Linked DNA regions of Homo sapiens: region 2 is linked to region 1. The links are chromatin loops, found by intact Hi-C in ENCODE. Cell type or tissue: Calu3. All regions are shown on one strand. Each heading gives the region's core, and the rest is flanking DNA. Links, peaks and the distances in the headings are about the cores only.

Evidence for each region. Peaks named below come from ENCODE experiments on the same cell type or tissue, not always from the same donor. Only the 100,000 strongest peaks of a DNase experiment are listed, where the experiment ranks them.
Region 2: it touches region 1 in a loop (5-fold over the local background); 1 of 110 quality-filtered maps calls a loop at or near these places.

Annotation. Positions count from the first base shown.
Region 1 is chrX:112,859,661-112,875,892 of GRCh38, forward strand. No RefSeq gene overlaps it. Among named protein-coding and RNA genes, the nearest start is that of AMOT, 27 kb to the left of the region's middle. In Calu3, for the core only: no CTCF peak of the experiment used is centred there; a DNase peak (open chromatin) is centred at 8,081.
Region 2 is chrX:112,673,768-112,689,999 of GRCh38, forward strand. It overlaps LHFPL1 (LHFPL tetraspan subfamily member 1), which reads right to left and starts at 6,171. Exons shown (of 4, transcript NM_178175.4): 1 at 6,062-6,171. It also overlaps the pseudogene HMGB3P30. In Calu3, for the core only: no CTCF peak of the experiment used is centred there; a DNase peak (open chromatin) is centred at 6,384.

The DNA of each region.
Region 1 (16,232 bases), core at 3,707-11,706:
CATGTTCACAGGTACTGGGATTAGGATTTCAACACATCTTTTTAGTGACACAATTTAACCCACAGGGTCCAAATGAACCCAGGCTCCTAACAGCATTTTTTGGTTATTAAGTTTAGGGAACAATCTTTTTCCAGACCTAGCTTTGGGCTTGATCTCTATTATAGTCAAGCTCTCACTTTTTCTGTCTAACTTTCTTTGTACAATCTTTGTTTGAATGGTCATGTTTTCAATATCTTAATTTACTTGGACAAATGGCATACCCTCCCCATTGTTTAAGGTTTGTTTACTTTCTTTGTGCAAGTGTTCTTTGTTCAAATTCTTTCGGTGTAACTATGTTTATTTTCTCTAGTTTGCAAATATTGATGGTGGTGGAAAAGATGGCTCTTGAGGAAGCAAGAAGGACTGAGATGCTGATGAAGTGCAGGGAAAACGTTCCAGCCCTGTCCCTTGATTTGCTAGGCCTGGCTAGTTAGGTTGTGTTTCCTGAGATCAGCCATATCTCATCCCATATCAGGGCCTTGGGGTTGCCACCATCAGCCCTCCCTCCCTCTAGTTCAATACTTAGCTATGGGTCTATCTGAATCTGGTTCCTGATTGGTAAATTATAAAGTAGGATGAAAGTAGGGTTTCTCAACCCGGGATCCACAGACTAGCTGAAGTCTACCAAATTGTGAGTGAATATGTGTATTTGTATTAATTTACTGAGGCTGCTATAACAAATTAGCACAGAAATTTATTTTCTCACCGTTCTGGATACCAGAAGTCAGAAATCAAAGGGTCAGGAGGGTCAAGCTTCCTCCAGAGGCTCTAGGAGAGAGTCTGTTTTTTGCCTCTTCCAGCTTCTGGTAACTGCCAGAATGTCTTGACTTGTGGCTATATCACTCCAGTCTCTACCTCTATTTTCACATTGCTTCCTTCTCTTCTATCTTGCCTGTGTGTTTCTTAGAAGGACACTTGCCACCTGATTGAGGGCCCGACTGAATAATCCAAGATGATTGCCTCATCTCAAGATCCTTAATTTAATTACATCTGCAAAGTCTCTTTTTCTAAATAAGGTCACATTCACATGTTCTGGAGATTAGGATGTGAACATATCTTTCTGGGAACAACCATTCAAACCACTACCGTGTGTGTGTGTGTGTGTGTGTGTGTGTGTGTGTGTGTGTGTTTGCGGGGGGAGGGGGGGCACAGGCAGGGAAGTCTGTTTATAGATTTTTACCAGATTCTCTGGGGGCTGTGATAAAAATAAAAATTAAGAACCCATAATCGTTAAGCTCTTTTTAAGTCCAACATTCTATGACTTTGTAATTGGTGTGGTACATATGACTTGGTCTTAGTAAAATACCTTGCATGTAAGAGGTACTCAGTAAATTTGGGTAGGTTTGATTTGGCATTGGAATTATAATAATATTAATATGTAACATTATTGAGCACTTACCATGTGGTAAGCACTTTCCAAATGTCTTATGTGTGCTAATTTATTTGATCTTCACAACAACCCCATGAAGTAGCATTATCAGCCCCATTTTTTATGAAAAAGCTGAGGCACAGAGACATTAAGTAACTTGCTTAAGGTTACACAGATAATTGGTGGCAGGGGTAGGATTCTAATTCAGCCAGTCTGGCCTCAGAGTCTATGCCCTTAACTGCTATACTTTGTGAAAGTACTCAGTTTCAATTTTAAAATTTATGGAACATCCATTGTCATAAAAGACAAAGGACTGCTGTGGAAATGTTCCAGATAAAATGGGGCTAAAGAGACATGACAATTAAATGAAATACCTTATCCTAGCCTGAATCTCATATGGGAGGGGAGCAACATCCTATAGAGGGCATTATTGGGCCAATTGACAAAACTGGAAAAGAGTTAGTAGACTAGATAAAATATTGGACTGATGTTGATATTGCTGAAATTATTAACCGCACTGTGGTATGTAAGACAATATGCTCATAGCTAGGAAATATACATCAAAGCAGTTAGAGGCAACAGGCCGTGATGTATGCGATTTACTCCCAAATGATTTGGAAATTTAGATAGACAGATAAAAATGATAAAGCAAATGGGGTAAAATGTTTATAATAGGGTTATTATCATGGGTAAAGTATAGGTGAGTATTCTTTGTGCCGTTTTATTCTTGTAATTTTTCTAAGTTTGAAATTATTTCCAAACAAGACGCTCATTTTTAAAAATGTATGGATCTTTCTTGGGGAGCTGGATGGCTCCCTTTTGTTAAAATATTTACATTTGATGCTAAATGTGCAAATAACATATTTTAGCCTTCTTTTTTTTTTTTTTTTTGAAACAGAGTCTCACTCTGTCACCCAGGCTGGAGTGCAGTGACGTGATCTTGACTCAGTGCAACCTCTGCCTCCAGGGACCAAGGGATTCTCTTGCCTCAGCCTCCCAAGTAGCTAGGATTACAGGCACCCGCCACCATGCCCAGCTAATTTTTTTTTTTTTTAGTAGAGATGGCGTTTCACCATGTTGGCCAGGCTGGTTTTGAACTTCTGACCTCAAGTGATCCGCCCGCCTTGGCCTCCCAAGGTCCTGGGATTACAGGCGTAAGCCACTGTGCCCAGCCTGATTATTTTAACCTTCTTATTCAAATCTGCTAATGTTTACTGAGTACCTACTATGTGCTAGGGACAGTCACATATAATGTATTATTTAATAATCTCCCAAATACTATGCTATTTATTACCCATCCCATTTTTCTGATGAAGAAACTGAGTTTCAGAGAGGCTTGGTGACTTGCTTAAAGTCACAGGACTATTTAGTGACAGAGCTGGGATTTGAACCCAGCTCCTCTGACTCCAGGCCTCCTGCTTTTTACGTGACCCATAGCTACCTCCAGTTACAAATAGCCCATTTAAACATTTCTGAACATAAAAATCTTTATTGTTAGCCTAACTTTCTGACCCAGTGGTCTGAAGGTCAGTGGGAGGGTTTTCTCTCTTTTCTTGGCTCCACTAGTGATGATAGTCTCGGGCCGTGAGGAGCCGAAAAGGGAGGATCAGACTAAAAGAATAATGTTTCTATCTTTGATAAATGGAATTGGCATTCCCACGTGAACAGGAAATGTTGACTTGTTAATATCCTCCTTTGGGTTTATTACATGCAGTCTATTTACATCCTTTGAATATACTCAGTCAGGAGGTATTCAAGACAAGCAGCCCCATCTCAGAGAGATATCCTCTTTTCTGTTCGTCTGTCTACTGACAAAAAGTAGAGAATATTGGCCCACCGTGGTGGCTGACGCCTGTAATCCCAGCACTTTGGGAGGCTGAGGCAGGCGGATCACGAGGTCATGAGATCGAGACCATCCTGGCGAGCACTGTGAAACCCTGTCTCTACTAAAAATACAAAAAAATTAGCCGGGCATGGTGGCGGGCGCCTGTAGTCCCAGCTACTCGGGAGGCTGAGGCAGGAGAATGGCATGAATCTGGGGGTGCAGACAGAGCCTGCAGTGAGTCAAGATCGCGCCACTGCACTGCAGCCTAGGCGACAGAGCGAGACTGTGTCTCAAAAAAAAAAAAAAGTCGAGAATATTAAGCATACTGCCTAATTTTATTATATTACAACATGGCACAAACATTTAAGATTAGTTACATGTGGATTGAAATATTCTTTATGATTGGATGGACATAAACCATTGTATATATTTATTGAATGTCTATAATTTTCATAGCGCTGCAGCACTGTACAGTAGGTACAGTAGGGGTCATATGGTAGATATAGACTATGTCCTCAAAACCATACAAACTAGTTTGAAAATGAGACATAAGAGCAGAAAATATTACTGCAAGGTGATAGTTAGGAAAGGACTATATAGGCAAAAAGTGCTTCAGTGTCCAGAGGGGAGATAATCATTGTGGTCTAGATTCCTCAGGGACTGCTTTTTTTGTTTGTTAGTTTGTTTGTTTGTTTTTGTTTTGAGACGGAGTCTTCCTCTGTCGTCCAGGCTGGAGTGCAGTGGCGCGATCTCAGCTCACGGCAACCTCCACCTCCCGGGTTCAAGCAATTCTCCTGCCTCAGCCTCCTGAGTAGCTGGGATTACAGGCGTGTGCCACAATGCCCGGCTAATTTTTTTTGTATTTTTAGTAGAGACGGGGTTTCAACATATTGGCCAGGCTGGTCTTGAACTCCTGACCTTGTGATCCGCCCGCCTCGGACTCCCAAAGTGGGGAACGCTTTTTTTTTTTTTTAAATAAACTGGACCTTAAAGGGCAAATAAGATTTGGATAAGCAGAGGAAAGGCATTCCAGTGGATGGTCATTGAGGTGGGAAGGCATAGGTTTCATGAGCTAGTATTGAATCAGAATGTAAAGAGCCTTGAAATTGGTCAATGGGGGGTTATTAAAGGTTTCTGAACCAGTAAGTTGCGTAATGAAGCAGTGTTTGTAAATGTCCTGGCAACAGTGAGTAGAGAGGAATAATCATGGGTTCTCAAACCTGACTGCACATTAAAATCAACTGGGGAGATTTACAAAATATTGATGTCTGGCTCCTAACCTCAGAGATTCTGACTTAATAGTATGGGATATAGCCTTGGCCTTAAGATTTTAAGAAGATCCCCAGATATTCCTAATATTCAGCAAAGTTTGAGAACCACTGCAATCGAGAAAAGAGAGATACTGGCATGGAAACTAGCCAAAAGGCTGTAATAACACAGGGATAGTAAGAACATGAGTCCTGGGACTGCTGAGGTGGGGGACAAGGGGAATAGAGAGGAAGATTTGGATACAGGTGACATTTCAAAGGAAGAACATACTAAGCTTCAGGTTAGACTGAACACAAAATGAGAGGAAAGATTTAAATATGCTAGCAAGATTTCTGAGCTCAATGTCTTGTTCATGGGAAGCACCCAGTTAATATTTGCTGAAATAAACTGAACTTAATATGATAATATGGAGACTCATGCTCCATTAGTAGAAATCTGAATGTCAGGGGAGAAAAACCAGTTTGGATGTTGGAGGGGGATTTTATTCCTAGGCCAAGTATGAGATGACAGAAAATTATGCAAGTCATAGGGCAGTTTTGCGAGGTAGTACTGGAATTCTAAGACAAAATCAGGGCTGGAGATTGCCACTTACAAACCATCTTCATAGTTGATGGTTGAAATCCTGAGAGTGGATGATCTCATCTAGGGAAAGGAATACAGTAAGAAAAGAAGAAGATTGATGATAAAACATTAGGGAAGGCAGAGTCATGTTTTTGTTGTTGTTGTCTTTTTAATCAGTGAGAAGGTCCTGTGCATGTTAGTAAGCAAAGAGAGAGTCAAAACATCCAACAGGAGCAGGAAGAGAAGAGTTACCCAGCACTGCACAGTTATCCTGAGAAATAGAGGACAATGCCCCTCTCTTCAGGTAGGTTATGATCCAGCTGTGTAGACAAGCCATGGTACTAGCTATATTAGTCAGTAGAGTTGTCCATGCTGAATGTGACAATACGTGTTATAAATGTTCATAGGAAAGTCAGGAAGGTTGAACTTGGAGAATGGCTAGGTGTACATCATGTTTTGGGATTGGAGAGAAAGATGCTTTCATGAATTCAGAGGTAGAGAGAAGCAGAGTTTGAGAGGACAAGTGTCATCTGTTTTAAAAAGCAGGCCCCAAGGCCCATGTTTTCTTTGTTACCTTCCCTGAACACTTCAGGCCATTTCCCACTCCTGCTCTCACCAGGACCCAAACTTAATATATCGTTTTCTTTTAATCCAGCCGTGCCCTGAGTCACCAGACAGACAGAGCAATTCTCTTAATTTGCCATAGCCTAAGATTTCCCTGGGGGAACATGTAAGAAAATATTGCTGCTGTTTGAGTAGTTCATTCCTTGGAATGTGTGTGAATCGGTTGGTTAAAATAAGAAAAAAACTAGGTGAGTTTAGTCCATCTCAGAAAGATCTAAAAGTCTTTCCTCAGGGTTCATTCAAGTATTTAGTGAATGAATGTGTTTACCATGTTCAGTACTGTGTACCCAGACAAGATGTGGGACAATGGCCCAGACAATCGCTCGATATCACAGTATTACCATGGGGCAGGCCTCACTGTGCCTCTCAGAATAATCTCAAGTTGCCAACCTACTGTGCAGCATAACCTGAGACACTCCACAGGTTACTAAATCAGCTCATTATTTGTTTAGTGCCCTGCCATTTGTTTGACATTATGTAGACACAAGGCTCTATTGAATAAGGAGAGTGTATTAGCTGATAGGTCATAACTGGGACCTTGGAATTACAATCCAAACAACCTGTCACACATTTCAGTCACACGTAGCAGCAATATAATTCTGTTGCTTTGGAAAAAGTTAAAAGCTAGTTTTACAATAAGAAGACAAGCTCTTGAAAACAGGGAGGGGTGGGGTTGGGTGTGATTGACAGACTGTCATTAGTATTTGACAGATATCTATGATTGTTTTTTGTAACAGGAAAATTGGTGATTCTTAAAAGCAGTTTTAGATTCTTCTATTTTTTTTTTTAAAGAAAGCCTCTTTCTTCAACTTTTCTGTGTAGTGTCAGTAAATGAACTGTTTCCTCTCAAATCATGCATATTGCCTTGCAGCCTTCAACTGCATAGTAATATATCACAAACATTTGGATGTGGGAAGGGGAATGGCCAGAAATAACCATATAGGTCATATGGGTTTCAGATGCATCTGTTTACATACAGAGGGTTCCTACAGAAGACTGTTTCATTTCAGGGAATATTTTACCCTGATGACAAACTGTAAGTTAGTGAGTCATTTTCATGGCCTGACATTTTGCTGTTAAAGTGCTTGAGAGAGGGTGTATCGCTTTTACAGGCTGCTTGTGTCCTAAAGCAAGTTGCAGGCATCATGTATGACACAACACAGGCTGTATTGGATGCTGGACCTTTATGAGACTGGGTTTAAAATGGGAACTTGCATTTTAAAACTTTATTTAAATTACCTTGTTATAGAGTTTAAGACTAGTTGTAATAATGGGTAATTTGAGAACCACAGAATAGGATTGGTATAAATTAGTCATAATGCCTACAGTGTTACAGCTAAATATTGCCGTGATCACTTTTCCGCTAATTAAAACTCTTCATTTTCATAAATCTCTGGATTCCTATTGACACACTTATTGTATTTTCAAAAAGAATTCAGGAAGTCCTCATGTCGAGTTCCAAAAGTTTGTTTTTTTTTGAACTCAGAAACAAATTTCCTATATAAACAATGTTATAAATTATGGTGATATTCCCAAACCAGTCCACCTAAGGCTACTTAACCTATAATGTGCTTGAAGTAAAGCTTTAAGTACATCATATATAATAACATTTCTATGAAAAACAGTTCTGCAATGAGGACACATGGACATAGGGAGGGGAACATCACACCACAGGGCCTGTGAGGGTGGGGTGGGGGTCTAGGGGAGGGAGAGCATTAGGACAAATACCTAATGCGTACGGGGCTTAAAACCTAGATGATGGGTTGACAGGTGCAGCAAACCACCGTGGCACATGTATACCTATGTAACAAACCTGCACATTCTGCACATGTAACCAGAAAAAGTAAAATAAAAAAAAAAAAGAAAAGAAAAACAGTTCTGATCCAACATAGGAAGACCAGAATAAATTCCCCTTTCCTGGGGTGGCTCCCCTCCAGCACTGTTCCCTACCCTTACTCAATCCTTTATCAGGCAGGCAGTGTGAAAGAGAACAAACCCTGACTCCAAGATAGTGGTGATCTCTTCAGGAACAGGAAAAGAGAAGGAAGGCAGACACTTTTAGGCATTTGAGGCTGCTCCCACCCTTTTTCTTTTCTATCACCAGGTATTGGTCTGCCTGCTACCCTGAGAACACACAGTTTCTTTAAGGATTTTTGTGGGTTTTTATTGATAGTAGTAGTGAAAATAGGGATAAAAATTCTCAGATCTGTGCTTCCACTTCTATACATTCATTTACTTACTCAACAACCATGTATTAATCAATTCCTATGTAGCAGGCACCATGCTTTAAACCCTGGGGATATAAACATGAATGAGCCCTTGAGGTCCTCTCAGTCTACTGAGGGATGCAGACATAAACAAACCATTGCAATACCGCATGCTACCTGCAGTGATAGAGTGCTCTACCAGGTAGAGCGGTGATACAAAAGAGGCAGTGTTCTGCTTGGTCAAAGAAAGCTCCACAGAGCAGACACTAAGCCTAGTCTTGAAAGATGAGGTGTTCAGCAGGCATACAAAGGATTCTGAGAAGTCATTTTAGGCAGAGACAAGAAGTCATGAAATACCACATTTTGAAAAGAGCAATGTGGTGTGGCTTGATCAGAGGTACAAAATGGGGCAGTGTTAAGAGATGGAGCTAGGTAGGGGCTTTAGTTAAAGAGCCTTGCATGTCAGGCTGAAAACTTGGCATTTTATCCTATAGTGATTAATGGGGAGTACTGTGGTCAGATTTACCACTGCAGTGGCAATATGGAAAATAGGTTAAGTGGGGGACAAAGGGTAAGCAGACTTTTAAGCAGGACAAGAGGAAGGGAGAGACATGTTTTCATTTATTTATTTTAATTTTAATTTTTAAAATTGCTAATTGGGGTAAAATACATATAATGCAAAATTCACCATCTCAACCATTTTTAAATGTATAGCTTAGAGGTGTTAAGTACATTCACATTTTTGTGCAACTGATCTCCAGAACTCTTTTCGTCTTGCAAGCCTAGATAGAAGTCTATACCCATTAAACACTAACTCAATGCTTCCTCCTCCCCATGTCCCCTGGTAACCACCATTGTATGTTCTGCCTCTGTGAATGCTCCAGGTATGTCACATAAGTGGAATCACACAGTGCTTTTTTTCTTTGTGATTGGCTTATTTAGTTATTATAATTTTTAAAATGAGGGTAATTTAAGTTTGCGGCTTTAAAAATTCCAAATAACACCAAAGTGTATAAAATGAAAAGAAAAAGTCTGGGATGGATGTCGGCTTTGCTAAAGAAATCTTTGACATCTATTTAGAAACTAACATTTACTGAGTATATGCCAAATGACAGTGCGTTGAGTGTTTTACATGTGTAATTTACCTCTTAAAACATAGGCCATGTCATTTACTCATCATACTTTATCACTTAATCATCGACAGTCCCCAAGGAGAGGAATCTGACAAGAATTAAGCAAGAGGTCAGGGTTAATGCCATAAAGACTGGAATGGAGAAAAGAGTTTCTGTGCCAGTGAGAGAACAGGAGTGTGCTCTGGAAACAGGAAGCCCAGCCTCTATCAGTGAACTCAGCACAGCAAGGCCTGGGGAGGGTGTGTAACCTATCCTCTAAACTGTATTTCATGGAAACATACTGGTTTTCTGTAGTATGTTAGCACATAGTCATCAAAAACAAGCAAGCAAAAAAATTCCTGGTCAAATGGATTTGAAAACAGTTCATAGTAGATGCTTCTCCTAAAGATTTATAGCACATAAGCTTGTTAAAATCTCTGAGAATTTAATAAGTAATAAACCTGTTGAACACTTATTATTTATTTATTTATTTTTATTTTTGAGATGGGCCCTTGCTTTGTTGCCCAGGCTGGAGTGCAGTGGCACAATATTGGCTCACTGCAGCCTTGACCTCCTGGGCTCAAGCTATCGCCCACTTCAGCCTCTTTAGTAGTTGAGACTATAGGCATGCATCACCATGCCCAGCTAAGTCTCATATTTTTTTGCAGAAATGGGGTCTCACTATATTGCCTAAGCTGGTCTTGACAATAGACCTGGGTTCAAGCAATCCTCCTGCCTTGGCCTCCCAAAGGGTAGGGATTACAGGCATGAGCCACCGCACCTGGCCCTATTGAACATTTAAACCACTATTTCCCAGATATTTTGACCACCATATATATTTTCTTTTCTCCCTAGCAATATCTATCTATCTATCTATCTATCTATCTATCTATCTATCTATCTATCTATCAATGTGTGGTGGGACTCTAGTGTTCTATAAAACACAGAAGCACAGTGTGTAGGTAGCGTCTTGGCTTGGTTATAGCAACCACATGCCACGGGCCTCCCATGCAATGTTGGTAACATCCCATGAAACCTAGAAAGACTAGGTATTACATGGTATATTTTTGGTGCTTAGAGTATGGTATGGTATTTTGGAGTTGACATCTGAATTCCTTACAAGGTAAGAAACCTGACATTAGAAGGTTAAATTGACATTTCTGGAGTTCTTTATAGAATTGATGCTCCCACTAGATCTGTCCAGAATGTGATGTTCTATTCACTCAAGCAATAACATTGGAGTACATCCCATTATTGCTAAAGTAGACTGATAACCACACACTCTTCTAGTACATAATGAAATACAACTTTCATGAATTTCTGAAAGACTTCAAGGCTGTTATGGATAGTACAGTGTCTGAACTGGTGCACATTGTATTCAGTCTGGAAGGTAGTTTTCTTCTAATCTTCCTTTCATGTTTATATCAATTTGAATGTCTTTCAGAGACCTAGGTGAGAGGAAATGTAGTCTAAGAAGTCATGGATAAGAAATATCAGTTATCTATCCTGGAGAGTGATGACATTAAAGTCTCAATAATACTTATGAAACTGCAGTGGGAAGTAGGAAGTGGTAGACAGTTGTACCTAGTCTTTCTAGGTTTCATAGGATGTTACCAGCATTTCATGGGAGCCCTGTGGCGTAATGGTAAGAACACAAGCTTTGGAGTCAGATAGACCTAGGCTAAATTCCAACTCTGCAAATAAAAATTTATGTTATCTTAGCAAATTATTTAAAATATTGTAACAATATTGATCTAAATAGGATTATTGTCACATAATGTATCTAAAATACCTGGCATGATGCCATGCACACAATAATAATAATGAGAGAACCATTGGCTCTCATTATTATGAGAACATTTAATATGTGCTGATTGTGTGGCCGGATGCTGTGGCTCACGCCGGTAATCCCAGCACTTTGGGAGGCTGAGGTGGGCAGATCACAAGGTCAGGAGATCGAGACCACCCTGGCTAACACAGTGAAACCCCGTCTCTACTAAAAATACAAAAAATTAGCCAGGCGTGGTGGTGGGCACCTGTAGTCCCAGCTACTTGGGAGGCTGAGGCAGGAGAATGGCATGAACCCGGGAGGTGGAGCTTGCAGTGAGCCGAGATCAGGCCATTGCACTCCAGCCTGGGCAACAGAGCGAGACTCCATCTCAAAAAAAAAAAAAATGTGCTGATTGTGTTAAGCACTTAATATCTATTATATAATTTAATATATCCAAAACTATTTTGAACATGGGCCTTCATAATTCTGGATTTGATCATGGATATGGATGACTCATGACTTTGGGGCTATGATGCCATCCATTACGTTGAAACTAGATTCTCTTAAAAATAGGTTGCACAAATATGCATCCTTAGGTAAATGTTCTGCTTTCTATCTAAATTCAGCTCTTGGATCTAGAAAGTCTCTCTTTGACATCTTACTGATTACAAACTTATCTTCGTACATCAGTCCCAGATTTTTGAGCAATGACTCAATTTCTATACCTGCTATAGCAAAATATGCAGGTAGCCTTACTACCCTCACTGGATGTCTCTTACACTGACCACATTACATATCTATCAAGAATACTTCACTCTACACCAAATGTGGTTTTCATCTTTGTATCTTCCAATTCCAACTGTTTCCAATGCTGTTTTCATCATAGATGACCACCTGACAAATATTCTAACAGCAGAAATATCCTTCAGCAAGCAATACCTTAGAATAAGCTTAGTTCCAATCCATGACAAACCCCCAGAGGACATCTCAGTAGAGGTCTGGACCTGTCTGCTCAAAAACCTTTGATTACAAGCGCTTGGATGCTGTAGTGGATATACCTGGTTTTTCTGTCCAGCACCCTTACCTCATTTGGTGGAACTGCTCCTTGTGCTGTACAATCATGTGATTTTGTTGAGGCAGCTGCTAATCATAGTGCTCTATCTCATTGGTCACAGGGCTTGGGTGCTGACCCAAGCCCATTCAAACATAAAACTCCATTTCTGTAACTACACTAATTACTCTGGGTTGAGTATGTGACCAAGCTTAGCCCATCAGATTCCTTCCTTGAAATTTTCAATTTTGATCTAGAGAAAATTGGCCTTACTTTTGAGGTCATAAATCTAGAATAAGAAAGGGAGCCACAAACAGGCATCATTCCTGCCATATGGAAAAATCTATCTTAGGAGAAGAGAATGGGGCCAACAAATAAAGGAAAGCAAAAGATGGACAGAAATATTCTTGATGGTATCATTTCAGCATCTGGCTCAAATATGCCATATCTACCTTAGACTTCCCAGTTAGATAACCCAATCATTTTGGTTTTTTTCCCAAGTGACTTTAATTTGGGTTGCTGTCATTTGAAAATGTACTTTCCTATAATGGCCATGTTCAAACTGGTCGTCTGGCTCCCTCCGTATCCCAGATATAGTCTGTGCTCCAGCAACCCCTCCTCCTTTTGTGTAAACAGGGCAACACTTCATACCTGGCTCTCTGTGGCCCACCACTGAGCACCAATCTAGCAGTATTATACTCCAACTAGTAATGGAGCAGATGTTTTGGACGTAGCCATCCAGTGAAGGAATTGGTCTTCAACATCAGTAGAAGCAGATAGGATTTACAATGAAACAATGGGGTATCCTAATAGGGGACACATTACAACAACGAGGAAATAGAGAGGTGGACAATGCTCAGAAAGTGGGAGTAATAAATTAAATTGGCGAGAAATGTGTTTTTCAGTTTTTTTTTTTTTTTTCAGTTTTTTGGGGCTGCCTCTAGTTATTCTTGTTATCTCTAGTTAACTATTTACCTATTTACCACTACTAATATCTAGTTACTCTCAGTTATTTAAATAAGAAATAGGATGTTATAATTGATTGGAATGTGTGTTTCTGATCTTCTAAGCTTCAGTTATTCTTGTTGTCTATAATATTTAGCTATTAGTTTGCTTGTTACTAGTTAACTAATCGTGTCATTTCTCTGTTTTTTGTTTTCTATACTTCTCGCTCGCTCTTCTAATAAGAAATGAAAAGTTAGATTTAAGAGGAATACTTTTTAGCTTCTTGGTTTACTCTAGTTATCTCTAATTCATTATTTATCTAATCAACGTTAGTTACATCTAGTTATCCCTAGTTATTCAAGCAAGAGATGAGAAATTAGAGTTGAGATGAAAATATCATCGTGAGTTTCTTGGCTTATTCCAGTTATTCTAATTATCTAGTTAGCTAGTTACTAGTTAAGATGATCCTCTATTTTTTCTAGTTTTCTGTAGTTGTCACTATGATTTTAACATGAAATAAGTTAGATTCGAGAGGATTTTGGTTTTGTTTGTTTTTTGCATCTTGGCTTCTTCTAGTTATCTTTAGTTACCTTTAGTTAACAAGTTAGTTACTACCAGTTACATCTAGTTATCAATAGTTGTCCACCAAGATTCTTTTCTTTTCTTAGGAACAGAGCTGAAATATCTTTCCCAGTCTCCCTTTGTCTAAATGGGGCACTGTGACTGGTTCTCCCCTATAGAATGTGAACAGAAGTGATGTGTCTCTTCTGGGTTGAAGCAGGTAGGAGTGGATATGTTTTCTTTACACTCTCTCTTTCCTCTTCACAATGAACTTGGAGACCATGCATTGAAGATGGTAGCATTATAAGACTGAAGGAGTCTCAGTCTTTAAATGACTAGCTGGATTAGATGCTCCTCTGCTCCTACTGACCACATTGGGCTTTGACTCAAATGAGCAAAAAAATCTTTACTGACTTACGCCACTGAAATTTTGAGATTTGTTGTAGCATTTAGCCTATCCTGACAAAAACACTCTATCTGTCATAGTACTTATCATCCTCTCTTGTATTTTATATGTTTTTGTACTTTGTCTCCTCCATTAGATTGGGACTTCCTTGGGGGACAGGACCAGTATATCTTTAGTCATTGTACCCCTAGTTGTTAGCTCAGTGTTCAGTATACAGTAATTACAATAATAAATCTTATTGAATTAATACTATAAATGGATACAAGTGCACTGACAGGATCCCCCTTACTGTCTCATCAATAAGGACCACTCTTTTATTTAAGATGTCTGAATTCTTTTTCTTTTTTTTTTTTTTTTTTTTTTGAGACGGAGTCTTGCTCTGTCGCCCAGGCTGGAGTCCAGTGGTGCGATCTCGGCTCACTGCAAGCTCCACCTCCCGGGTTCATGCCATTCTCCTGCCTCGGCCTCCCAAGTAGCTGGGACTACGGGCGCCCACCACCATGCCCGGCTAATTTTTTTTTTTGTATTTTTAGTAGAGACGGGGTTTCACCGTGTTAGCCAGGATGGTCTCGATCTCCTGACCTCGTGATCTGCCTTCCTCAGCCTCCCAAAGTGCTGGGATTATAGGCATGAGCCACCGCGCCCGGCCAAGATGCCCTAATTCTTTACTAAGGTGATTCACTCATTCCCTCTCCCTTAAGTTTTGATTGTAGGTAGAGAGAAGAACTCCATAATGATTTTGAAAAAAGTGATAAGGTTCAAAGATCAACTAGTTGCCCACACACAATAGATTAGGACCATTAGTCTACCAGGTTGAGCCACATTTTAAGTTGCTTATAAGCAGCTAACAGAATTTTTCTAAAAAGCTGAATTTCTCTTATGGGGTCCATAGATGTCAGTATAACATAGAACAAATATATTAAAAATGGTTGCATGGGATATCAAGTATGCATAGCAAGGATATTTTGAAATTCATATACATGTGGTCTATGAAATGGCGGTTTGATTAGTCATTCAGGATTAAAATCCATCCAAACAAACACAATTAGCCAAACTAGTATTTGTCAATACACAGCCCAAAGGAAATCTGTTTTTTTCAAGAGAGTTTTTCACTTTAACAGCTTGAGCAATCATATATAAATGAGCCCAGTGTTTTTAAAATGAGTGTTTATCATCCTTAAGCAAATTTAACTAAAATCTCATTGGTCTCTAGCACATGTTTTGAAATGTGACAGGCACTTTCTGAGCTGGTAGAAAGAAGAAACTTGCAGTGTTGGGTGGAAGCATTTTTTTGTCAAGTCTTAGGAAAGGTCACTGAAGAAATCTCTGAGAAACTTCTAGAACATTTTTAGGCTATTTCACTTCCTGAATGGGTTCGTCCAGTTCAAAAGGAAACTGAATTTAAAAGAAAAACCTGGGGGCTATCTCAGGGTCTACTTGATGCTAAGTAACCATTTTGTTTTTGTTTTCATTTTTCAACTATCCTTGTGGCTTTGTTTGATGCAATTTGAGTATGTGCAGTATTACACAGTGCTACAAGGCACTGATCAACTCTGCTATAATTTAATGTACTGGTTTTACTACTCTACACATACTCCTATAAACATCTTCTAAGGAAAGTGCAGAGTGACAGGCAGCACACAAGACATTGCTACTAAAAGACAATGAGATAAGGTTGCAATTTTCCAAATGAAAGTTTTTAGTCATAATTGCATATGTGGCACACTTCTTAACCCGCTTATATAGACTATATTCCAAATTACCTCTTAGAGTTAAAAAGGGACAATTAGGTCCATATTCATACGCTAATAAGCATTGCATTATTTAAATCTGCTTTTCTTTTTAAACTATGAAAATGAGAATTGAGCAGTGGCAGTGGAAACATATAAAGTGGTAATTACCATCTTCAAAGTGCAGCTTTTTCACATAAACACATTTCACCTAGCAGGTTTAGTAGCTATTTTTCAACAATAAAATTTGGTGAGTAAACCTTATTTTTCCCTATAGAAGTAGCCTTTAAAACACAGCATATCAAATTACCTTAAAAATATCTCCAAGGAAAGCAAAGTTTTGCTATAAATGCTGCAAAACTCCCACTTTTTTATGTTTGAAAGACTGCCTTCATGGAATATGATATAACTTCCATTTCATTTTTTTTTCCTTTAAAAAAATTAGTAGGAAGGGGATTAGGAAGTATCCCGGTGTTCTCGCTAATTGGTATTTGTTGCTACACTCCAGAGACATTGGGGAACATGACCATTTTAGATCTTGAAAATTAATCCTAATAGATATCAGAATATCTCAGCTTTGAGACGTGTCTCTCACAGTCTGGGAGACACATCAACAACAGGTTATTGTTCAACATTTGTTAAGTGGGTTGGCTGATGGTTAGTAAAAATCAAGCGATGAGAATAATTACTCCATGACTTGCTTGAGGGGCAGATGTTAATTTACCAAATTTATCAGGAAATAAGCAATCATAAAATCCATGA
Region 2 (16,232 bases), core at 1,558-9,557, 190 kb before region 1:
GCCTTCCCCTACAGTATTACCCCAAAAGTATTACAATTAAAAGCCTCCATGATTTCCCATAGAGATTTTCAAAAAATATTGAAGACAGAAGGAAACCCAATTTCTCCAGACATAGTGCAAACACCATCAGGGCAAGTATATAATTTCTTTCAATCTCAGCACTTGTAGTCAAAACTAACTCCGAATGTCCCTCATGGACATCATCACCTGGAGATGAAAAGTCCCAGTATGAAGCAAAAAGAACAAATCTGGAAGCATCATACTACCTGATTTCAAACTATACTATAAGGCCATAGTCACCAAAACAGCGTGGCACTGGTATAAAAATAGGCGCATAGACCAATGGAACAGAATAGAGAACCCAGAAAAACCCAAATACAGCCAACTGATCTTCAACAAAGCAAACAAAAACATAAAGTGGGGAAAGGACATCCTTTTCAACAACTAGTGCTGGGATAATTGGCTAGCCACATGTAGGAGAATGAAACTGGATCCTTATCTCTCACCTTATACAAAAATCAACTGAGGATGGAATAAGGACTTAAACCCAAGACATGAAACCATAAAGATTCTAGAAGATAACATTGAAAAAACCCTTCTAGACATTGGCTTAGGCAAGGATTTCATGACCAAGAACCCAAAAGCAAATGCAATAAAAACAAAGATAAATAGCGGGGACCTAATTGAACTAAAGAGCTTTTGCACAGCAAAAGGAACAGTCAGCAGAGTAAGCAGACAACCCACAGAGAGAGAAAATCTTCACAATCTATACATCTGACAAAGTACTAATATCCAGAATCTACAACGAACTCAAACAAATCAGTAAGAAAAAAAAAATCCCATCAGAAAGTAGGCTAAAGACATGAATAGACAATTATTAAAAAAGATATACAAATGGCCAACAGATATATGAAAAAATGCTCAACATCACTAATGATCAGGGAAATGCAAATCAAAACCACAATGCAATGCCACCTTTCTCCTGCAAGAATGGCCATAATCAAAAAATCAAAAAACAGTAAATGTTGGCATGGATGCAGTGAACAGGGAACACTTCTACACTGGTGGTGGGAATGTACACTAGCACAGCCACTATAGAAAACAGTGTGGAGATTCCCTAAAGAACTAAAAGTAGAACTACCATTTGATCCAGCAATCCCACTACTGGGTATCTGCCTAGAGAAAAAGAAGTCATTATTGCAGCGACCTGGATGAGATTGGAGACTATTATTCTAAGTGATGTAACTCAGGAATGGAAAACTGAACATCATATTTCTCACGGATATGTGGGAGCTAAGCTATGAGGATGCAAAGGCATAAGAATGACACAATAGACTTTGGGGACTTTGGGGACTTGGGGGGAAGGCGAGGGATAAAAGATTACAAATACGGTGCAGTGTATACTACTCGGGTGATGGGTGCGCCAAAATCTCACAAATCACCACTAAAGAACTTACTCATGTAACCAAATATCACCTGTACCCCCAATAACTTATGGAAAAATAAAATTTTTTAAAAAGTCCCAATATAACAACCAGTAGGAGGGGCAGAGAACTTAAGGCAGAGGAACGGACTATCTCTGTGTAGTGCCGTGACTACAGTAGAAATGAGGGGAGGGGTTGTAATATATGGTTGTCCTCACCTGTGACAAATGAAGCTGTTAAATTAAACTACAATACTATCAACTACTGTCACCATGATTTCAGTTTAAAAGCGACGTTTTGAAGCCAAGACATAGGAAGACAAATTCTCAAAATTCAATTTAAATTAAATGTGTTTAGCTTTAGAAAAACTCATTGTCCTTCAGAATTTAGATGAAGTACTTTCAACTTTAGGAAAAACGCATAGTCCTTATTTCATTTATGACTAGGGTGACCAACTATGTCAGTTTTCCTGGGACTCAGGGGTTTCCTGGGATGTGGAATTTTTAGTGATAAAACCAGGAAAGTCCCAAAAAACCTTGGATGAAATGGTCACCCTATTTAGGACTAGAGATGTTGTGGGCTAGCACAATCCGTGGACAGCAGGTTAAGAATCACTGCCACAGATAATTCTCTAATATTCTCTTTTCAGGACTCAAACAATATAAAGTTAAAAGTGACTATGGAATTAAACATTGAAGATATGAAGCTTATACACTTTAAATGCAAACCTTTCTAAATCATCGACTTGACTTGAACGCAATCAAGAAAGAGATCTCAGAGATCCAATTACTTAATAGCTTCTGAACACAATATGAGTCTCAGCCCAACTTCCCTTGTGGCTGGATAGAGAGGCTGCAGGGCACATGGAGTCTGTTCACACACTGCTTTATGTTCACATGTGGTGGACAGTGAAGTGTATTCTAGAAAATGCTTTTAGTTATGCCACCTGCAATGGAGTAATCTCCTTCATGACAACCCTCCAAAGCAATCCAAGTTCATTCCCAGAAACCGGTTAAGTCGCTTTATATTTACATAACTAGAAATCACAAACAATGCTATATTTTATTCTATCTTAATTCCTGTTGTATACTTCATGTATGTAACAGCTTTGTTTCCCTGTCCTGGAATATCCAGCCAAACAGCCACACTGGATTTCAGGAACCAAGAACTCACCCTGATGCTCTTGTAGAGTGGTCAAGTTACCAGGCATTGATAGGATTGCAGTTGAACCTCTCTCTTTAGGTGTCACATTATCCCTCATTCCTCAGGTTTTTAAATCTGCTAGATGGGCCGCAAGCCTGTTTCCGAGATTGGTTGTATGAGATGCAGTGGATGTTGCCAGAAAGTTGTAATAAATAGGATAAAAATATGAGTTCTGTTCTGAATTTGCTATCCTTACTAAAGCCTAATGTTTGCTCATCTTTAGAGATAATGCTAGCCATTCTAGCACAGCCTCGTGGGTAGAAGTCACCTCAACCTATATGATGCAGGAAACCCACCTAAACCATACATGGCAAATGGTTATCTCCATTACTTTTAAAGAACTCTAGGAAAGGGAAATCTATAATATCTCTTAGTAGCTTAACAACTCTCACCGTCAATAAATAATTTGTTATATGCCTTTATAAACTTTTCTTGTTGCAACCTAAGGCCAGATCCTTTTGTTGGGTCCTCAGAGGTAATGGAGAACAGCTAGCCACCATCTTCCAAATGAGAGCCCTTCATCAACTCAGATTGCTAGCAGGAGACCTTTAGCCTTTTTCCCCATAATGAGCATTCTCCCTCTCCCTGTGGTGTCCAATTGCCAAGCCTTTAATCATTTGTTCTCACTTTTTTCACTTTCTTGTATACCTACTAATGTATGGGCACTTACAATGAAGTATCAATGAAAGTGAAACGTTGCTTTTATATTTCTCTTGGTGGAGAAAAACAAAGCTATTCCTTCCTGTATCACCTCCTCCCCAGTACCCACAGAAAAAGACACAAATCCTTTTGTTTCCACTTGAGCTTGTTGTGCAACTTCTGAGTTAAGGAAAGCACTGCCTTTCCCAGGGTAAGAGGGTACAGGCAAAACAGTAAGCAAATTAAAGACTAGAACATGAAGTGGTAAGAAAGGGAGTCAGTGACTTAACAGCTGCTGAGGGAAACATGCCTGCAAGACTGCTGGTTTAGGACTGGTCTGTGAAGAGCAGCTTTCTTGGCACTGGTGTTGGCAAAGGAACGTGAACAGGCCTTTCTCCTCACGCCCCCAGACAGTGTGCATTGTCTTCCTGCCAATCCTGTTACAAATACATCTTACTCAGAGTTGAGACTTCCCTAGGAAATGAATGAGATATGCAGGCATATGTTTCCAGTGGGTAAATAGAGTCCTGCTCCAGAGAAACGTGTTGGACCGATGTGACTCCTTATATCAAGTTGGGTATATAAGCAGCCTGACCATGCTAGATCTTTCTGTTTCAGACAAAGCTTCAAAAAAAAAAAAAAATACTGCTACTCCCCAAACATTTCTCTCCTCATGTTCTGCTACCTGTCTCCCTCAGGGGTTTCTTCTCCTCTGGCTATCTCCATTATGAGAAGTGCTCTGAGTTCTCCTGTGCCTGAAATCATCTCATGATGTACTCACTCATCTTGGTGACTCTAAGAAGATCTCTCTTTTGACTTGTGTCTTTTATTTCAAATTCCTCAGATTTCATGTTTGCTGAACTTCTTTCTGGGCCTTCTTCTTCCTTCCCTCCTTTTTTAGTTTGGGGTAGAAAGACCAGCAAAACTGTGTTGGGTGAGTTTATGTGTTTATTTGCATCTCTCCATCCAGAGGTGGGAATGCTCACAAGCAGGTAAGGCATTAAAAGGCAGGAAGCCAGAGACTAAGTGGAGAGAAAGGACTAACTGAGCAATTGATAACTTTGAAATGATCAACTCTAAATAAATATATTTGACCATGCAGAGACAAAGAGAGCTCATAAAAAGAACCTCCACATCAGGCCCTGGGCTATTTCCTTTCTCCAGAGTTTGAGACTGGAAAGGTAGGAACTGGAATAACCTCCCCAAATTTCATATGAGCTTCTCTCTCCTTCCCTCTCCCCAAGATGCTGCTCCTTGAGCTCCCCATCTATCCTATGATTTTAAAAGTGAGGTACCAATGAGAGATCTTCATCTCAGTTCTTATTCTGGCTAGACAGGTGCCATCATCTTCAGTGATAAGCTGGTTGGCTACGAGTTCTATCTCACACTCTCAGCTGGTTAGAAACTACCCCTATCAAGATCCCTGGCAAGACATTGTTAAGCCCTAAACCCCAGCCCTGTTATTGTTGCCCATTAGTCTCTCCACTCCATTGTATAAGCTGGGAATAAAATGTCACCACAGCTGACCACTTCTATTGAGTGAATCTGGCCCATATGGGAAGAAGATGGGCTGATTGCTTTTCCAATCACTTCAGAGAAGTTGAGAGGCAGCATGGTATATCAAGAATGTTTGTCTCAACAGAATCACTTTCAATGCTTGTTCAGAATCACTTTCAATGCTTGTTCAAAATGCAGACTATGTCACCCCCTCCTTGATTCACTGAATTCGAATTTATGGGAATTCATATTGTTAAAAATCCTCAATTTATTCTAATGGGAACTAATGATTGAGGAATACTGTTTTAGTGGAAAAGTCACAATTTTGGAATCAGATCAGAGACAGAGTCCTGAGGTCTGCCCCTTACAGGCTATATGCACATAAAAAGATCACTTAAAACCTCTGAGTTTTGGTTTCATTTATAAAATGGAAATGATTAAGCATAAAATTCAAGTGAAACATCTGCACTATACCTAACACCAGAGTAGGTATCAATTCTCTCCCTTTCTACCAGAAAAGACCCTATTCTCTCATAAGTAATGGAAAAGACTTGAAACCACCTAAGATTTAGAACATCTCTCCTTTCCCCTTTCTCTCCCCACAACCACTCCATGGGTGATTTTTCCTCACCCCTAGGCTTCATTCTATTTTCAGTTCCCCACCACAAAATGAAACCACTTGGCCAAGTGTTCTTTGCAAGAATGGATTTATAGTTTAAGTATTTCAGGTTCTTCTGGAAATTGTCATGCCTTGGCACATAGTAGGAACTCATAAATATTTACCAAATGGATGCATTCTTTTATTTCCAGCCTGAGAGGCCTCAATATTTGCATTTCAGTTTAACTTCATTACCCCATTTCCGTCGCATAACCCCTTAGATTTAGGCAAATCCAGGAGATCAACCTACCACATTAGCAAACCGGATCCATTTTTACTTGTATAGACAGGTCATAACAAAATCACTCTCTCCACTCCCAGAAACAGGCACTTCATCTCCTCAGGTTACCAACTCCCCTGGGGAAACCAACTAGCACTTAACCCTTAGGTCCTCAAATCTTGTCAATATGAAATAGGAATCCAGCCCTGATTCATCTTAGCCTCTGTGCAAACAACGGACTATGAAGAAATAAAAAAGCACCAGGCTGCCCTCGGGTAGAAAACGGCTTCTCTGAGCTTTGAGATGAAAGGACAGGAAACCTGAGAAAGGAAGGGGAGAAGGGGGGGCTGAGCAAGGGGAGAGCAAAGCAGTTTCTTATCCAGCTGTTTGAATTGCATTTGGCCCAAGTTGCATATTTACCTTCTGACCACGAAGGCTGACTGACTTGTTCCCTCTCTTCAGGCTCAGATCTCAGAAACAACTTCTCCTTACAGCTTGTTAGACAAGGATGGGAATACTAGCTGCCCTTTGCAGTGATGCCTGAAAACCTTGCTTTACCTTTGGGAGAAAGGGGCGGAGTCCAACCTAATGGGGATTAACTCCAAACACGCTGGAGGCTTCAAACCCAGCCTCAGACATACAGGCACTTGAAATAGAAAGTAGCTTAGTGGGCACAGAGTCCCCAAACCTCCAACCTCACAGCGGACAAAGCAGCTCTGTGTGTGTGTGTGTGTGTGTGCGCGCGCGCGCGCGCGCGCGCGTGTGTGTGTATGTGTGTCCGCGCGAGCGCGCGCGCATGCGCGCAGGCATGCCCGCGCTTGAACTGCGTTATCTTACTTCCTCACTTGCTGCCCAAAAGCCTGCTGAGGAACAGAGATTTTCTCTAATTTTCCTCCAATGCCCTAGATAATCTCTACCATGGTAGGTAGCAGACCCATGTGGCTAGAAGTGACTGAGAGAACACATGCCTAAATAGAATAAGACAGAACAACCTCTTCTCCCCAAACTGATTTCCATTGCCTGATGGGGAAGATGCTCCAGCAGAGCAATCTTTGGCTCCAAGATGTAATGAGCTTACATTTCAGAATTTGTGGAAATCATACATTGAAAGGAATAACTAATATATTTTTATAGTAATAATACAATCAAAAGTCAGTGTTTAATTTATCCCAGTGCACTAATAACTGCTACTCTGCTTGGGAAAAGAGCTGAGTGGTCTGGAGATGAATGGAGCTTTGCCTGATGTTCTACTCCAACCCGATGTCATATTTCCCACCTGTGAATGTCCCTGACACTTCATATTTGGGGAAACTTATTATCTTCTACCTAGTATCATTATTATTATTATTATTTTCGTACATGTCTCTTTTCCCCTCCTAGATGGCCTGTGAATGGGGAACTTTGCTGAACAAATCCAAATGATTTAGAAGGAAGAATGGTTACATTAACAGAGCACACTGGACTGATCCAAAGTATCCATGCTTCTCTGATGGCCCAGTTCCCTCACCAGAATGCTACAAAGGTGATTAGGCCTATTTTCTAGCATGTTGTGGCAATAATTCAAAATATGACCGTAAATTAACATATTAATTGTACCGTGATTATTTAATGAACTTACAAAGTTTCTCCTGCCTTCTGTGTATACCACCTGTGTCCTGCCTTTTATCAGTGATATGATCCTATATTCATGCATGTATTTGTCTATCTAGCAACTTTCCATCAGCAATTTTTACCGTTTTGTTCTACAACACAGTGATAAATCCATTCCCATCTGTAATCATGGCTTACTGAGGCCATCATGTTTCTGGGGGAAGCACAGATGACTCCTTAGGTGGAATGTTAGACTTTTGGCAGTGTAAGCCCCCCAACTAAGTTTTATAACCTCCCAGCTGTCATTCCCTTAAGAACCATTGCTTCAGACATAGGATTATGTAAAAAGAAATGTTAGGCCCTCCTTCATTAAATATAGGTTAATATTAACTGACACGTAGTAACTGTGTGAGATACGGCTGAAAATGTTGACATATAAAAAATAGATGATCCCCACTCTATGCACAGCAGTAAATATTGCCCTTTGCTTAGTGACTACACCTGTCATTTGGGGAACCTATCATTATTTGAAACTCTAAGAAGAATACCATTTTACTTTCCTCTTTTATCCTCTTTTCTCTATAGACACTTAAGTGTATAATAAATAATAATCTAATTTATTGGACAAAATTTTATTTCCTGTTCTTAACAGTTGAACGCTCTCTCAGAAAAAAATTGCTTGCATCTTGTGGCTCTTGATATGTTTTCAATTAAAAATGCTCTTCAGCCTTGCTTTCGTAAGATTATGTGGAAAGGCTTGAGAAAGGAACACTTCTTGTAATGTATTTAGGGGACAGGATGGTGCTAAAATGGGTATTGGAAAGGAAACTAGGGAATACCTAAATCCTGCCTTCAATCAGTCTGGAATAAGAGATTCTGCAAGGGTAAGATATGGGTAACAGGTGATTCTGATATATACCCCCATCCCCATCCTTCATTTGCCAAACACTGTTGTATACAATAGCATTTCCCAAATGAGATGAACACCCCCACAGCATTTTGCAGTCTAGACAAGGGGTCAGCAAGCCGGAGACTGTGCATGCCAAATCCAGTAGGCTGTCTGTTTTTGTAAAGTTTTATTGGCACACTCCCACTGTTTATTCACTTATGTATCATCTATGGCTGCTTTCATGCTACACTTGCAGAGTTGAGTAGTTGTGACAGAGATCTTATGGTCCACAAAGCCTAAAAATATTTACTAAGTGACTCTTTACGGAGAAAAGATGTTGACCCCTGGTTAAACACACATCAGTATATTATAGTAGAGACATTGTGTTGATTACGAGGAGAAAGAGGTTGGAAAGGAAGGGAAAATTGTGAAATAAAAATAAATGCTGCTTGCTGTCAGCTTTGTTAAGGTGCCAGTTAACCCACACTAGTTAAAATCTATTCCCTGTGAGTTAGCAACACACAGGAATTCAGCTAAGCCAAACATTTGGTAGTTTTATGAAAATATATTTTTCTGTTAATTATCCTTTGAACCTCTGTTGATGTTGTTTTCCAACATATTTTAAGTTATTTTTTCCTCTTTTGTCAGAGCGTCTTCTTCTCTTATTAGTATGTTCTGTTCTAGTCTTCCAAGACAGAAGCATTTATTTTGTAAAAAAAATCATTTCTAGAATCCCATTGCCCTTGAACTTCGGGAAATTTGTATATATGTGTTTGCAAATTTAAAACCATGTGAACTCCATGACCTGTCACCAATACAGATTGGATATGGAAGGTACTCCTTGCCTAAACTATAGTTTCAGTTATAGATTGAAAACCTAGAGATGAAACTTATATTTCTTTAGTATATAAAAATGAGAACCAATAACTCTTTTGTTGAGTTTCCTTTTTGACCTCGAAGGATGAACTGATAGTGTTAAGCAGTGATGTGGTGTGTTGGTAAACATTTAGTAACTGGCTTCAGGAGGTGGGAGGTGGAGGGCTGCAAAAGAGCCCTGATTTGTGGCATCTGCTGATTGCCATAGTATAAATACTCCCATCACAGCCAATTTCAAGCTACCAGCTTGACATCAGTAAAAGTAGAATTGGGAAGAGATACACACAATCGATTCTTAGAAGCTGCTACAAGCCAGCTTCAGCATACCACTGGAACTCGGATTCAAGAAGTTACTTCTATCTTGGTCTGTGTAGATTTATAAGCTACACACAATATTAACAAAAATGGGATTGCTGTTATAGTTGTTTCATATGTTACACATAGGCTTCTCTCCACTACACAATATGTTTCAAAATATATTTTAAAATGCATTTCAAAAATATTTTGCTGCACCAACTTTTAAGCTTTTGCAGTGCAATTTGTGTATTATTCAGAAGTAAACCAAAAATAAATTTGCTCATGGATCTTGCTGCCTGCTTTAACAGCTTTTGAGGGAGGATTTTTATTATATTTATAGTAGATGAAAATAAAACAGATTGCAAATCCTTTTTTTAACTAAAATCATGTACCAAATTTTGGGTCCAAATTGAATAGGGTAAGTTAAACTAAATTGCATTATATTCACACTACTATGAGTATCTTTCTGTAAGCATATTTATGTTTAAGTAAACTTTAAAAAAACAGATTTAGGAAGATAGAGAGTAGATTGATGATTACCAGAGGCCTCGGAAACCAGCGGGGAAGGAGGATGAGTACAGGTTGGCCAATGGGTATAAATATACAGTTAGAATAAGACCTAGTGTGTGATAGATCAGTATGGTGACTATAGTTAACATTAATCTATTGTACACTTCCAAATAGCTAGCAGAGAATAATTCAAATGTTCCTAAGATAAAGAAAAGAGAATTATTTAAGGCAATAGATGTTCCAATTACCCTGATTTAATCTTTACACATTATATGAATGTATCAAATTATCATTTGTGCTCTGAAAATATGTACATGTATTATGTACCAATACAAACAGATTTAGTGGCCAGGCGCGGTAGCTCATGCTTGTAATTCCAGCACTTGGGGAGGCCGAGGCAGGTGGATCACTTGAGGTCAGGAGTTTGAGACTAGTTTAGCCAACATGTTGAAACCCCATCTCTACTAAAAGTACAAAAATTGGCTGGGCATGCTGGTGGGCACCTGCAATCCCAGCTACTCGGGAGGCTGAGGAAGGAGAATCATTTGAACCTGGGAGGTGGAGGTTGCAGTGAGCCGAGATCACATCACTGCACTCCAGCCTGGGCGACAGAGTGAGATTCCATCTCAAAATAAATAATTAAATAAATGAAAACAGATTTAGTGAAAATTTCCATCAAGATGTTAATACAAAACTCTTTTTTTATTATTATACTTTAAGTTCTAGGGTACATGTGCACAATGTGCAGGTTTGTTACATATGTATACATGTGCCATGTTGGTGTGCTGCACCCATTAACTCTTCATTTACATTAGGTATATCTCCTAATGCTATCCCTCCTCCCTCCCCGTAGCCCACAAGAGACCCTGGTCTGTGATGTTCCCCACCCTGTGTCCAAGTGTTCTCATTGTTCAATTCCCACCTATGAGTGAGAACATGCGGTGTTTGGTTTTTTGTCCTTGCGATAGTTTGCTCAGAATCATGGTTTCCAGCTTCATCCATGTCCCTACAAAGGACATGAACTCATCATTTTTTATGGCTGCATAGTATTCCATGGTGTATATGTGCCACATTTTCTTAATCCAGTCTATCATTGTTAGACATTTGGGTTGGTTCCAAGTCTTTGCTATTGTGAATAGTGCTGCAATAAACATAACGTGTGCATGTGTCTTTATAGCAGCATGATTTATAATCCTTTGGGTATATGCCCAGTGATGGGATGGCTGGGTCAAATGGTATTTCTCGTTCTAGATCCTTGAGGAATCACCACACTGTCTTCCACAATGGTTGAACTAGTTTACAGTCCCACCAACAGTGTAAAAGTGTTCCTGTTTCTCCACATCCTCTCCAGCACCTGTTGTTTCCTGAGTTTTTAATGATCGCCATTCTAACTGGTGTGAGATGGTATCTCATTGTGGTTTTGATTTGCATTTCTCTGATGGCCAGTGATGATGAGCATTTTTTCATGCATCTGTTGGCTGCATAAATGTCTTCTTTTGAGAAGTGTCTGTTCATATCCTTTGCCCACTTTTTGATGGGGTTGCTTGATTTTGCTTGTAAATTTGTTTAAGTTCTTTGTAGCTTCTGATATTAGCCCTTTGTCAGATGGGTAAATTGCAAACATTTTCTCCCATTCTGTAGGTTGCCTGTTCACTCTGATGGTAGTTTCTTTTGCTGTACAGAAGCTCTTTAGTTTAATTAGATCCCATTTGTCAATTTTGGCTTTTGTTGCCATTGCTTTTGGTGTTTCAGTCATGAAGTCCTTGCCCATGCCTATGTCCTGAATGGTATTGCCTAGGTTTTCTTCCAGGGTTTTTATGGTTTTAGGTCTAACAAGTAAGTCTTTAATCCATCTTGAATTAATTTTTGTGTAAGATGTAAGGAAGGGATCCAGTTTCAGCTTTCTACATATGGCTAGCCAGTTTTCCCAGCACCATTTATTAAATAGGGAATCCTTTCCCCATTTCTTGTTTTTGTCAGGTTTGTCAAAGATCAGATGGTTGTAGATGTGTGGTATTATTTCTGGGGGCTCTATTCTGTTCCATTGGTCTATATCTCTGTTTTGGTAAAAGTTCCATGCTGTTTTGGTTACTGTAGCCTTGTAGTATAGTTTGAAGTCAGGTAGTGTGATGCTTCCAGCTTTGTTCTTTTGGCTTAGGATTGTCTTGGCAATGCAGGCTCTTTTTTGGTTCCATATGAACTTTAAAGTAGTTTTTTCCAATTCTGTGAGGAAAGTCATTGGTAGCTTGATGGGGATGGCATTGAATCTATAAATTACCTTGGGCAGTATGGCCATTTTCACATTGTTCATTCTTCCTATCCATGAGCATGGAATGTTCTTCCATTTGTTTGTGTCATCTTTTATTTCGTTGAGCAGTGGTTTGTAGTTCTCCTTGAAGAGGTCCTTCACATCCCTTGTAAGTTGGATTCCTAGGTATTGTATTCTGTTTGAAGCAATTGTGAATGGGAGTTCACTCATGATTTGGCTCTCTGTTTGTCTGTTATTGGTGTATAGGAATGCTTGTGATTTTTGTACATTGATTTTGTATCCTGAGACTTTGCTGAAGTTGCTTATCAGCTTAAGGAGACTTTGGGCTGAGACGATGGGGTTTTTTAAATATACAGTCATGTCATCTGCAAACAGGGACAATTTGACTTCCTGTTTTCCTAATTGGATACCCTTTATTTCTTTCTCCTGCCTGATTGCCCTAGCCAGAACTTTCAACACTATGCTGAATAGGAGTGGTGAGAGAGGGCACCCCTGTCTTGTGCCAGTTTTCAAAGGGAATGCTTCCAGTTTTTGCCCATTTAAATACAAAACTCAAAAAGTCCTATATACCAGAATTCTATATACCTTGGGCCCCTGTATTAAAAGTACCTCAATGCTGAACTAATTATGGGATTGGTTTGCTTAGGAACAGAAAGTCCACTCTCTCATGGTCCAGTTAATGAAGATTTGAGTAGAATTTTACTCTTCAGGCAGTGTCCTAAATGATGGTCCAGAGAGCTGAAAGAACAAATCCTCTCCCAACTTTCTCAACAGTATTTCCTCTGTCATTCTTCCTCATCCCACCTCTCTTACCACAAAGCCATCAGTGTCTTTCAAAGACTTTCTAACATAAACATCCCTCTCTTCTCAGTCAGCCAAATCATGTGGAAGAGTGGCCATTGGTGGCATGGCTGATTTTCCAGACCACCCTAATTCATTTCATGGAGAATTTTTTCTAAAACTCAGTTTTAGAAAATTCAGTGAAACAAGAGAAACAGCATTCCAGAACCAAGAAATTATTGTTCTTGCCTCTGTCTCCTAAAGCAAGTCATGGAGCTTTGTCAATTTTGGGACCTCACTCACAAAGACTTTGGTTTCTAGGCATCTCGTTGGTTATTACAGCATTACAATAGTTTCCTGGCTTTGCTGAATAGTATAGCCATCCAGGCTCCTCCAAAAAACCTGGGCAACCACACCACAGAAGGACATCAAAACAGCTAAAAGGATGAACATGTCTTCTGCCATTTCAGTGCTCGCTTAGAGGCTGAAGGAAAAGTGAAGGCTACAAGATAGCCTCCCCCATCCCCCAAAAAATGCTCAGGAAATGAGACACAGAGCTCAGAAAATACATAGCAACCTTTTCTACGGGGAAATCTGATAGGGCCAGTGGCTGGCCAGCGGAGGCAGTTCTACAAACTAGACTACTTGCCCACCAAATCCCATGAAGCAACAGCTGCAGGAAGCAAAGATGATACAATAAGAAAAGCCCTACTCTATAAACCTCAGCTTTGTTCTCTGGCTAAGTATTTGGGTGCTGGCTTACGACCACCCCAGAGCACATTTGGGCATTTGCCTAGTGACCTACAATATAAACCATGTTTTCTTGGCAGCAATGAGTAAAGCAATTGACAGCCAAACAACTTCGTTTCATCACTTCTTGGTATGTAATTCTGATCTCTGGGGAAATCATAGGCACATTGGTGGATTCTAACATGCCTTCTATTTAGAAGATCTGCCCAGGAGGCTGTCATTAAGAATATTTGCTGGGAATTACAGGCAAACATTGCCTAATCCTTGCAAGCAGGCCTTGCCTTTTAATGAGTAATGATTCCTAAAATTTGAATAGTAAAGTTGATCCTCACAATAAACTTATGAAATAAACATTACCCCCATTTTCAGAGCAGGAAACTGAAGCTTAGAAAAGTTAAATGACTTTTCCAAAGCCACAGAGCTCTTAGGTCTGTTGAGTAACAGATTCAGAAAAAAAAAAAAAAACCTGGAGAAAGAAGAAAGGCTGGATGAGGACAGAAGGCAGGGTCCAAAAGGGTGTAAGGGAAAGGGAGAAATATTTTATGAATCCTAAATTTCTGCTTTGAGAAAATCGGTGCATAGATATATCCTTCATGAAAATAAGAACACAGGCACACAGCAGTATCCCCACCTCTCCACACTCTTTCTCCCTGGTAGTGGACAGTGAGGATCAGTAAATTATTGAGATCAGCTTGGCTATTAGGTTCAAAGCATCTCTGTACATCCCAGTGGAGATGTACAATAAACATAGTTATATGGGTCTAGGGCTCAGGGGAAAGTTCCAGGCTGAAAGTTCATGTGTGGAAAATACAAGCCTAAGGGTAGATGATAGAACAAAGGTATTTGTCAAATACGAGGGCCAGGGACAGGAGCAACCCTGAGAAACACTCACACTTAAGGGATAGGTAAAGAAACAAGGACTTGTGAAGGAGACAAAGATTGGTCAGACCTCCTCCAACCACCCTGTTTCCCACATACCACAGCTTCTCAAGGACAAGAGGTGGCTCAGGAAGAAGTGGCTCAGGAAGGATGTGGGGACTGGGGGCAAAGTGGTTACACATCCTTCCAGCTTTAAGTGCTGTATCGACCAACTATTGTCCGGTGGTAACTAGGGATGAGCTGTGAGAAACCAATCTTACTCAGAAATGAAACAGTATTTCCAGCTTCCTTAATCATTCTTTTTCATTTTTAATGAGTTCTAAGGGGCGACTCAATGGCTGATACTTGCTGTGCTTGGCAAAGAGCCATCAACTCTGGTACCACCTGGTTTTCTTTCTTGAATTTAGACAAACTTTGAGGAAATACAGGGAGGCTGGAAGCAGGTCCAAGCACCTTGAATTTGGCCTTGAGTAGCTTCAAACCATGTGTCTCTTGTGTCTTTCTCCCTTTACTCTTGTGGGATACCACAAGCTAAATTATTGCTGTGAGAATTGCTCCACAAATCAAAGATTCTCTCTTTCACCTTGGGCCACCACTTTCACCCTTCTCAGGACTTAATTCTAGGGAAAAAAGTTTAAAAAATTTTAAAAATTATCATTATACTATGGGAACAAATCATTAAGTAGCAAAATAATTTTGAGGTAATTGTTATTAGTATTACTACTACTTGTGGGACCACTACATTCATTCTATAATAATTTGTTGACCACCTATTATGTGTCAGAGACTAGAAAGACAATGATAACAGGACAGACAAGATTCTTGCTCTCGCAGAGCTCACATATTAGTAGGAAAGACAGCCAATAAAACAAGTGAACATTAATGAAGTAGAGAGATAAGTTTTAAAACAAAAATAAAATTTGGTGATAGGATAGAGTGTTGGAGTGGGAATAAGGACAACTTTAGATTAGATGGGGTAGTTAGGACCCTCTGATAAGGTGGTATTTCACATGAGACCTAAAAAGTCAGAAGCCAGCCATACAAGGAAGAGAGGTAAGAAAATTCCAAGCAAAGGAAACAGCAAATAAGGAAACCTCAAGTTATACAAATGATCAACGCGTTTAAGGAACAAAAAGCAGGTTAAGGACAACTGTATATTTATATGCAAAAGAATAAAGTTGAACCTCTACCTCATCTCACACCATATACAGAAATTAATTTAAAATGTATCAAAGAATTCAATATAAGAGCTAAAATCATAAACCTCACAGCATACATAGGTATAAATCATTGTGACCTTGAATCAGGCAATGTGTTTTAGATATGACACCAAAAGCACAAGCAACAAAAGAAAAAAAGATAAATTGCACTTCAAAATTAAAAGCTTCTGTGTATCAAAGGACACTATCAAGAGAGTGAAAAGATAACCCACATGGGGGGGGGGAATGTTTTCAAATCATATATCTGATAAGGGCCTAGTATCTAGAATATATAAAGAACGTGAAGGCAACCTAATTTTAAGACACCCCAAAGACTGGAGTAGATATTTCTACAAAGAATATATGCAAAAGGTCAATAACTACATGAGAGGATGCTCAAAATTATTAGTCATTAGGATAATACAAATAGAAACACATGAGATGGACTAGGGAACAATACAGTCAGGATGGCTGAAGGTGACCACAAGAAACCAAAGGGCAAGATGTCTGCTTATGCCTTCTTTGCGCAGACATGCAGAGAAGAACATAAGA